Regions from separate parts of the Homo sapiens genome. Here region 1 is linked to region 2. Evidence: chromatin loops called from intact Hi-C (ENCODE). Cell type or tissue: heart left ventricle. All regions are shown on one strand.

What was found. Peaks named below come from ENCODE experiments on the same cell type or tissue, not always from the same donor. Only the 100,000 strongest peaks of a DNase experiment are listed, where the experiment ranks them.
Region 1: a loop joins it to region 2, with 2.1 times the contacts of the local background. A loop is called at or near these places in 13 of 110 quality-filtered maps.

The regions. Positions count from the first base shown.
Region 1 is chr12:93,680,261-93,685,260 of GRCh38, forward strand. All of the region lies in intron 2 of CRADD (CARD and death domain containing adaptor protein), which reads left to right. Among named protein-coding and RNA genes, the nearest start is that of CRADD, 5.4 kb to the left of the region's middle. In heart left ventricle, no CTCF peak of the experiment used is centred here; a DNase peak (open chromatin) is centred at 2,861; H3K4me3 peaks cover 1,023 bases; H3K27ac peaks cover 5,000 bases.
Region 2 is chr12:93,893,058-93,898,057 of GRCh38, forward strand. It overlaps LOC105369911 (a long non-coding RNA gene), which reads right to left. Exons shown (of 3, transcript NR_135017.1): 3 at 1,908-2,308. It also overlaps a transcript of CRADD not described here. Among named protein-coding and RNA genes, the nearest start is that of CRADD-AS1, 160 kb to the left of the region's middle. In heart left ventricle, CTCF peaks have their summits at 2,269 and 3,586; a DNase peak (open chromatin) is centred at 1,734; H3K4me3 peaks cover 1,284 bases; H3K27ac peaks cover 3,014 bases.

The sequences.
Region 1 (5,000 bases), 210 kb before region 2:
CTCTGGGGTTTCTGATAAGAGTGATAGAACTATTCCGGTTCAGTGGGCCCCAGACTTCGTGGTTGCTATTTTTTAAATACTGGTTAAAAAAAATGAATACTGATAATAAGACCACTTTTACTATTTTTGCTCCATGGACCTCATATTTTGACATATGTCTGAATACCTGATCAGCATGACATAGCCAGCTAACTTTAGGAAGACCTGGTAAGATCCCAGTGGAAAAAGCAAAAGTATTTTCATTCCTAGTCTGGGCTCGTTACAGTTAAATGTATCTTTAGGCTTTTTGAAATATTAGACATAGCTGGCTTTTGAGGACCACTGGAATTCACTGCTTGGATTGTCCTTACAAAATTAAATACTCCACATGTCTGAACAAAATGTATCTAGATGTTTTTATGACTTTATTGAAAGCAGAATAGATAACATAGAGTTGGAGAAATGTTAAAAAATTATTGGTGTTTTCCTGATATTTGACTTAGAGGTTTCTGCTGGCATCATATAGTTGGAAACAACAAAACAGGTGAACTGAAAGCCTTTCACTATCAAAATACTGAATTTAATTTTATGGTCATTTTGGGTGATACAGATCATGCTGTTGTATGTCATTCGTAGAGGTATAATACCATTTTTTTTTTTTTGAGACGGAGTTTCACTCTTGTTGCCCAGGCTGGAGTGCAATGGCGCGATCTCGGCTCTCTGCAACCTCTGCCTCCCGGGTTTAAGCAATTCTTCTGCCTCAGCCTCCCGAGTAGCTGGGATTACAGGCATGTGCCACCATGCTCGGCTAATTTTGTATTTTTAGTAGAGATGGGGTTTCTCCATGTTGGTCAGGCTGGTCTTAAACTCCCGACCTCAGGTGATCCGCCCACCTCGGCCTCCCAAAGTGCTGGGATTACAGGCGTGAGCCACCATGCTCGGCCATAACCCCATTATTTCTTCAGATTCATTCAGAGAGTTAGAAAGAATTAAGGCATTTTTTACAAAATGATGAGAGTTACAGAGAAGCTGAGGAAAAATAGCTTTTTAAAAAAGCAAACAGAATGAAGCAGTACATAATGGGAAAAAAATTGAGCATATCTGTGTAGAAGTTTAGAAAAATAAGGTTTTTCTCAAGATTTGTTAATTCTGTAGAAGGTTGGCTCTGGAACAAATTCGTACAGTCATCTTAATTGTTTTACTTTTTACTGAGTAACACTGCTATTGAAAAAAACATTCTGAAGTGAGGGTTTGATTTATATATGTCTTTGAATACCTTCCACGGTGACAATCACATAAACTCTTTTAAAAAAGACTTGTATTTATTAAATATTGACTATTTTAAATAATATTACAAAATATAAGTAAGATATGGAGAATAATGGTACAGCGAACACCCGTCTCCTCATCACTCAGTTTAAGAAAAATAATATTACGATTGCCTTTAAAAACCCCGGGCACTCCTTCCCAATCTTGTCTCATTCCCAACCCCCACGCAGTGAAAAGCCCTGAATTGGGGGTTTATCATTCATTCACTTCTTCACTTTATAGTTTCCTATCTCCTAAAAATCACTTTTAAAATCTTCATATGTTTTTGAAAATCCTGTATACCGTAAGTTCTAGAGGTGTGTGTGTGTGTATATGTATATATGTATATAGAGAGAGATATATATGTTTTTTGTGTGTGTGGGAAGGAAAGGGTGGAAGTAATGGAAGAAATTATGCATTTAAACTTGATAGTTAACACCTTCTCTTGTTTCAGAACTTAAAATATTTTTTACATGTTTAAAGTAATTTAATTGGTGGCAATATTTTAATTCTAAAATTAAATTGGGATTTACTGAATTGGAAACCTAGGTTTTGTTATTTTGTAAATCCTGGGAAGAGTATCAGAGTTGAAATCCCTTCAATTTAACGTCCCTATAAAAAAGAAATCCAGAACCTACTGCCTAAGACCTCGGTGCTTCTCCAGTGTTGTAATTGAGTAATTTTAGTAAGATTTAAAATAGTCCACTTAAATTTTTGTAAAGATATCTTTGAGTTTTGAGGATCTAGACTATAGGAGAATGTGTGTACACATTAACCTCTTAATGTATGTACACATTAAACTCTTCCTACCTTTTCCTCATTTTGATCATACTTATTAATTAATTTGTATGGATTCAGTAGTCTCTTGGGAGGCCTTGAGAACAAATGGGAAGGAATGGCCTTCTTTTTTAGCCAAGACGTTGATCCTTCTCTAAGAATGAACTGATTTTATCTTATTAAGGTTTTCTTGTGTTGGTCTTCCCAGAGATGCTTGGTTTCCCCTTTATTGGTTTGTTGTTTTAATTTTCGTTGTTTCACTTGTAAATTTTGAGCTGTCTCAGAGGCTTTATTTTGGTGATTGTTCCTGGTTAGTTGCTTTTTACTTATGTGCTGGATGTAATTTGTTTAGAGAATTGAGCTGTATCTTGTTCTTCTCTACTCTTCTGAACGCCACCCCCATCAAATCTCAAAACATACAAAAACACCCTAAACCTTTTGATTCTCTCAGAATCTGCCTCTGTGACTAGTCTCCCAATCTCTGTTAGGAAAAAAAAAAAGGTTTAAGTTGTTAAAGTTGTTAATGGATCATTGGTTTTGTGTTTTTCTCACCCTGTAAGGACTCTTACCTTTTAAAAGAGGAATTCTGGTGATAAAATGACTTAATCCACCTTGGCACCGTGGAGAGAACACTTCATGGTTTGTCTCTCTGGCCAAGGTCACATACTAGACATTAGATCAGCTGGAAATCCTCTCTGGGCTCCTGTCAGGTCATTTAGGAGATAGGGACAGTGCCGTGTCTGGGTGAAGGCAGCCTGTGCCTGCCTGCCTGGCTTCTCACTGCTCATGGGGCCTGTCGGCACTGACAGGCTCCCTCCAGTGCCTGAGCTAATCTGGATCTGGAAAGGAGGTTGATGGCAGCCCAGCCTCCCCATCTGGTGGGACTCAGCGTAAATCACGGTGGGAGTGACTCCTGGGCCACAGGACCCCCTCCCTGTTCCACTGTGTTGGCCCTGGCTGTGGGTCTGGGTGTCTGCCATGATTCTCTGCCTTTTGCCCCAGTCTTCCTTTAAGCTTGGGAGTGTTTTTGTTTTTCTCTCCTCCGTTGGTTTGATTCATGCTTTATGTATTCTTAGCCATGGCGAGAGTGAAGAACAGAGCTCTGGGAACACAGCTCGGTGCCTCCGGCATCAGCATTGGATGTCTCAACTCTTGAGCCTGTTGGAATGGCTGTCCCTAAGCTGACACTTGCTTCAACCTTCTCTGGGCTTGATCTTGTCCTCCCCATAGACTCTGTGCCCTGGACTCCCTGGCTGCTCTTACAACAGCAGTGCGCAGGACTGGCTAGTCCATTTCCCCTCTACCTGTGGGCTCAAGGGCTCTGCCTGCCCCTTGTGGCGCCAGCCTTGAGTGACAACACAGAACCACACCTGCCGCCCTCCTGAGATACATTCTAGCTCTGAGTTGCATACTTGGATGCATCTAAAGTCACTGAGCTCTTAATGGCAGATATTTTAGATATTGTGATGGGTTTATTAGAGAGGTTTCTAGCTTGGGATTCTTTTCATAGGTTCCTCCAATCATACCACGTAATTGACCTTGCTCTGCATGTAAGTTCAGTGTTGGTCTCAGTGTATCTAGCTTGCAGTCTATCCATGTGCTTCCACTGTGACTGAGTAGTGTTTGCCTAGTGGCGTCCTGTGTGCTAGAGTGAGAACAGTGGGTCAGTATCCATAGCAAGACCCTTCCCTCGGTAAAGGGAGAGTCTGCAGAGGGCCCAGGTTTCTGTGTATACCCAGCCCGATTTTCATATACTTCCTAAGGACCTACTGAATGCCAGGTACTGGGTATATAAAGACAAATGGAGGATCTCCAGATCAGTTGAGGGCATTCATGCGTTCATCCAGCAAATATTTGCTGAGTCTTGACCATGTGCTAAACCAGAGGTCCCCAGCCTTTTTGGCGTCAGAGACTGGTTTTGTGGAAGACAATTTTTCAACCAACGGGAGAGTTGGGGGGAATGATGGTTTCGGGATGAAACTGTTCCACCTTAGATTATTACCAGGCATTAGATTCTCATAAGGAGTGCGCGACCTCGATCTCTGGCATGTGCAGTTCACAATAGGTTCATGCTCCTATGAGAGTCTAATGCCACTGCTGATCCAATAGGAGGAGGAGCTCAGGTGGTAATCCTCGCTTGCCTGCCACTTACCTCCTGCTCTGCGATCCGGTTCCTAATAGGCCACGGACCGGTATGGGAGTTGGGGACCCCTGTGCAAGACAGTAGGTGCTGGAGATATAACAGTAAACAAAACAAAGCCCTTATTTTCATGGAGTTCAATGTATTCTAGTAGAGGGAGGGGATAAGGGCAGGGACAGATAATAAGCAAATGAATAAATAACATTTGGTGGTGAAGAGCGCTATGAAGAGAAGCGGTATGTGTGGTGGTGGGGGTGGTCAGGGAAAGCCTCTCTGATGAGGGGACACTGAGCAGAGAACTGAGTTTGGCTGCAGAGTTGATACAGGGAGGAGAGCTTTCAGATAGAGGGGACCACAAATACACAGGAAGTCAAGTGGGAGCCACAGGTGACAATGTGGCTAATAAGACACCTTCCTCCCTGGGATGAATCACATTCCACATCAGCAGAGGCTCAGTGGCTACCTTTTGTTTTGCTCTCAACATGTGAGATGTGTGTGCAGCCGTGATCTTGTGTGGCTCGTAGCATGACTTTAGTTGATACGTGGATGTGGGATTAAGTAATATTGAATTACATGATGAGAAAGTTATTTCCTTTCTATTTCTGTTTCAGTTCGGTAAGAATGATAGGAGGTCCTCATGCTTAAAGCCTTCTGTGGGCAACAGTATTTAGCTAGAATCTAGTTGTATTGCTTTTTTTGTGTCAACTTAATGGGTTCCTTCCATTTATGGCAAGCAAAACTTTTCTATTTACGAAGTTCCTTTTAAAAATACATGACTTTTAGAGACTAGAATTGT
Region 2 (5,000 bases):
CCAGGACTCGGCTCTTCCTTTTTTACCTTCCAGGGAGCTCAGGTTACCAGTTTCCTTTGTGTTTTTCTGCCAGTGTGAACAGGAGAAATATTAGCCTTTAGAGATTTCTTTACAGTTCCTTGAAAGCTGGAGGGGTGAAATCAGCCAGAGAATTATATAACAGCAAAGCTCATTTAAAGCAACAGTGTCTTTCTATAGGGCTGTGGTGGTTCCTTACCAGTTTTTGTTACTAACTATAAAGAAAAGGATGCTAATTTTGTGAATAAAATAGAGGGGCATTCCCTTCCCTCATTACTTTCTGTTTGTTCATTGGACGGACACAATTCCTAGGGTGTTGATTTAAAAAAAAAAAATTGAAGCCTCTTTCAAGGAAGACTAGGGGAAATCATGTACATTAACCTCAGGCAGACACGGCATACTTATTCTTGTTAGAAGTCAGAAGAAAAAAAATAAAGAGAAAAGCTTTCTAAAGCATTTGTTTGTTTTAATTTAAGAGTCACGGGGAATTTTATAAATACTCGGCTAAATTCTTCAAAGGGAGCCATGTTCTTTAAATTTAAGCACTAGGCTGGGCGCAGTGGCTCATGCCTGTAATCCCAACACTTTGGGAGGCTGAGATGGGCCGATCACCTGAGGTCAGGAGTTCAGGACCAGCCTGGCCAACATGATGAAATCCTGTCTCTACTAACAATACAAAAATTAGCCAGGCGCGGTAGCATGTGCCTGTAATCCGAGCTACTCTGGAGGCTGAGGCAGGAGAATCACCTGAACCTGGGAGGCAGAGGTAGCAGTGAACCACACCACTGCACTCCAGCCTGGGCGACAGAGCAAGACTCCATCTCAAAAAAGAAAAAAAAAAAAATAAGCACTAGATCATCTATTCCTACGTTGTTTGACCTAGAGCTTAAATACATCTCAAAGTGCACCACACACATTAGCTCAGCTGATCGCCATACTCCCTTGATTTGACCTTCTCTTTCTTCTCATTTTAGAGATGAGGAAACTGAGGCCAAAGGATTCTGTTACTTGCCTGGCTTCACAGCTCACCTGGAGATTCTGAACTGGCATCTTCCTCTCTCTGCCATCACCCCAGACCCTACCCTCTTTCCTCTACACCAGTGGTTCTCAATCAAGGGCGATTTTGCCTTCCAGGGGACATTTGACAATGTCTGGAGGCGTTTTTGGTTGTCACAATTCTGTGTATGTGTGTGGGTGGGCGGGGGGCAGGGGATTATGTTGGCATCTAGTGAGTAGATAACAGAGATGCTGCTAAACCTACAATGCTCAGATGGCCCCTAACAAAGAAGTATGTTGTCCAAAATGTCAATGGTGCAGAGGGTGAGAAGCCCTGGTCTATACAGAGCTCAGCAGTCCAGAGCAATTGCAACCTCTGGGAGTTGCCAAGAGCTCCTCTGCCCAGCAACAGGCTTGGCCTCTCTCCTGTGGCTGCCACAAGAGTTAAAGCCACTGTCTGGAATGCCCTTTGGCAGTGGCCAAGTGTCCCCTGCAGAACTGACTGCGGGACATGCGGTGCATCAGCCGGAGCTGATGTGTTTTGTAATTTATAGTCACAGGGCGCCTGTCTTCATTTAGCAGTAGGCCTGCTGGCAGCTTCCCTGCCAGGGAGGAAGCAAGTTCCACAGAGGCCCACAGCCCCCGCCAGCTGCCGGCCCGTGGTATTTGGGGACGGCTGTTGCTCAGAGACACCTGGGAATAGGCCGGGGCCGAGATGGCGCTGAGCACTCGGTCTCCCCTTCAGACCCATCCATCAGCAGCGGTCCCTGCCAGAAGATGGCCTATTGAACATTTCCAGAAATAGCACAGCCAAGCCCGTCAACTGCTTTCTTGGAAATACATTCAATAAGGATGGCGGTCCTCCAGCAGGGAGAGCAGAAAGCCTGGCCTGGATCAGTCTGCTGAGAAACAGCAATGCCTGGCTACAGGCCATGTCGGTGCCTTGGGAAAGGGGAGCGGTTCTCATGGGACTTCCCAAGCCCTGCAGCCTCTGAAGTCACTTCAAAATGTTCTCAGTATGGAGGGAGAGAGTCACACCTTGCAGAAGGCCTTAGGCCCTGCCGACTTCTTCTAACTCAGTGACCTGCACATCTTGCTGTGTTCGTTCAGACACCCCGCAGACAGGAAGGCGATTCAGGCTTGGAGGCAAGGTATTAACTGTCAGCAGAGAGAGACCTCTGCATCATCTGGGGAACGTTTATTGCAGTCCCTCCTCTTGTGAGCTTCACTCCCAAGTAGAACCAAAGGAGCATCAGCAGGGGGAGTATTTTCTTCCCCAATCCTTCGGTCATTCCTGAGGTACAGGAAATACAAGGCAAAGATGTCATATTGAAAGAAAAGCTTATAATTTCTACTCCTCCCCTCCCCACTTCCCACAGAATTAACTTTCCCTTAACTTCCCTAACAGGGGCCTGACATTGCGGTTTGAATTCAGCCACCCTGGGAATCTGCACCCTGAGCTTTCTCCAATTTCTGGGATGGCACAGTGATGGCAGGGCTTAAGAGTGCCTCAAGAAGGCCAGCTGCCTTTAAAAACAAGCTCCTGGAAGATGTAGGTGTCACATAAAAGCAAGAGACCAAAAACTCTCTGCAATTTGGGGTGTTCAGGAAATGTTGATTGATCACATTTTTTAAATTATAAGAGACTGCTGGACATGGTGGCTCACTCCTGTAATCCCAGCACTTCAGGAGGCCCAAGTGAGAGGATTGCTTGAGCCCAAAAGTTCAAGACCAGCCTGGGCAACATGGCAAAACCTCACCTCTACAAAAAATCTAAAAATTAGCCAGGTGTGGTGGTGCACACCTATAATCCCAGCTACTTGGGAGGCTGTGTGGGAGGATTCCTTGAGCCCAGGAGACTGAGGCTGCAGTGAGCCATGATAGTGCCACTGCACTCCAGCCTGGGTTTACAGCAAGACCCTGTCTCAAAAAAAAAGTGTAAGACAGTTACCAGGTTCATCATAAAAAATTCGTGGGACCTGGTTTTATTTGCAAGAGCCACTGACTCTCAGGACAAACAAGATTTGAAGCCCACACTGAGCTATAGGTGGAGGCAGGGCTGTGAGAATACAATACAGGATGCCCAGTTAAATTTAAATTTCAGGTAAGCAATAATATTTTTTGTATAATTGTATTCCAAATATTATTATTATTTATCTGAAATTCAGATTTAATGGGCATCAGGTGTTTTGTTCAATCTGTTCACTCCATTTGGGGTATAAATTGATCTAGTTTTTAAACTGATAACAGGGAACACTGACACATATTCAATACATATGAAAGACGATACCAGTTAAGAGAAGAAGAAGGAGATTAGCAATGAAGAGGGAAAGCGAGAGAAATACCAGGAAGAAAAGGAGATGGGCATAGCGAAGGAGAAAAAGTTCCAAATGAAAGAGAAACAGGAAGTGCTGAGGAGAGAGAAGAAAACAGGAATGTTTCTGAAGGACCAAAAATGTTTGATAAATTATGACTGTTACACAGAGAGCCATCTCCCTGGGAAATGCTGTTGAGTTGGCTAACCACTGTTCCTGGATCTGCAGCTCTTTGTTCTGTCTGGTAAAACACACAGTGACCACTAGGGAGAAATGACTCTCTAAGCCACAGTACCATTATCTGGGTCACTATTACCCCAGGCTCAGGTTGTTAAATAAAATTTATAGGAGGCCATTGCTTTGGACAGAGTCCTTCCACTGGGCTCCAACAGACCAAAGCAAACCAGAATAGTGTCACTTGTGCTACCTGACATGTGCTCAAACTGAACTTTAAAACGGGCCAGTTTTCCAAAAATCAGGAGATTTACAGCAACCAACTGAAAGTGAAGTGGTGTCATTCATCTGGGGTGATACCTGAGGTTCACTGCCTCATGCCAAAGAAATCGAGGATGCAGACACACACAGAGTGAGTTTAACAGGCGAAAGAAAGAGAATAGGTCTCTCTCCTGCAGAGAGGGGGATTCTCGAGTAGGTCTTCCGGTTCCATGGTGAAATGCACAGGGTTTTATAGATGATCTTGAGGAGGCAGTGTCTGATTTACATAGGGCCCAAAGGTTGGTTGGACCAGGTGTGTCATTTACATAACGTGCGAAGAAGATGGCTACCCCACCCTAATCTTTTATTATGCAGATATGTGCCATATTGCCTGTTTCTTTACTGTACACGTGGTGACAAAGAAAAGGGAAGATGGAGCCTCCATGCTGAACATGCCTGGTCCCCAGGTAGCCTTTTCCTATTGGCATAGCTGCCAGCATTCATCCATGCAAGCTTCCAGTTTGCTTATCTATGTTTGCAGCTCAACTTTTCAGGCCACTCTTTGTTAGAAAAGAAATGATTCGGGGGCTGCTTTTTATTAAAAGGGTAACCTTGCTGAGGACTCTCTTACCCTCACTAACTGCCTAATTTCTTTCTAGCTCCTGTATCAAAAGGGTCCCCATCCACCTGCACAGGCATGAGAGGGAAGTCCCCTGTGTATAAACCCTTTAAGGAAAGTAACTTTGAAATGACCAAGCCACTTCATGTTTCTTGATCTTGCTATCCCCAGGCTTTTCTGCCCATCCATCTGCTTGGTTCTTCAAAGCACCTTTTCTATTTTATAGATAAGATGCTGCCTGATTCACAAATCGATAATAAAAGCCAACTGGACCTTTAAATTCAATGTGTGAAAATTTTGTTCTTTGACAGGGTGAAGCCACATCTAAGGCTGTGTCCAACTCCAGGACCTAAGGGCCCTCCCTACTCCTCCCACCTCCACCCCCCCCCGCCTTCCCCCACAGGTTGCTGTCATTCATGGATTGAGGATTTTCGAAAAATTGGGATCTAAACAACAAAATGGATTTGGCTGCCACAATTCTTTGAAATTGTTTTGTTGTGGATGATTCAGAAAACCCTTCAACAGCTTCTTTCACCTCAGGGTCAATGTGTTTGAGGAGGAGAGTCATCGTAGGCCTGTGTGCAGACAATCGAGGTTCCTTGAATTATAAACACCCT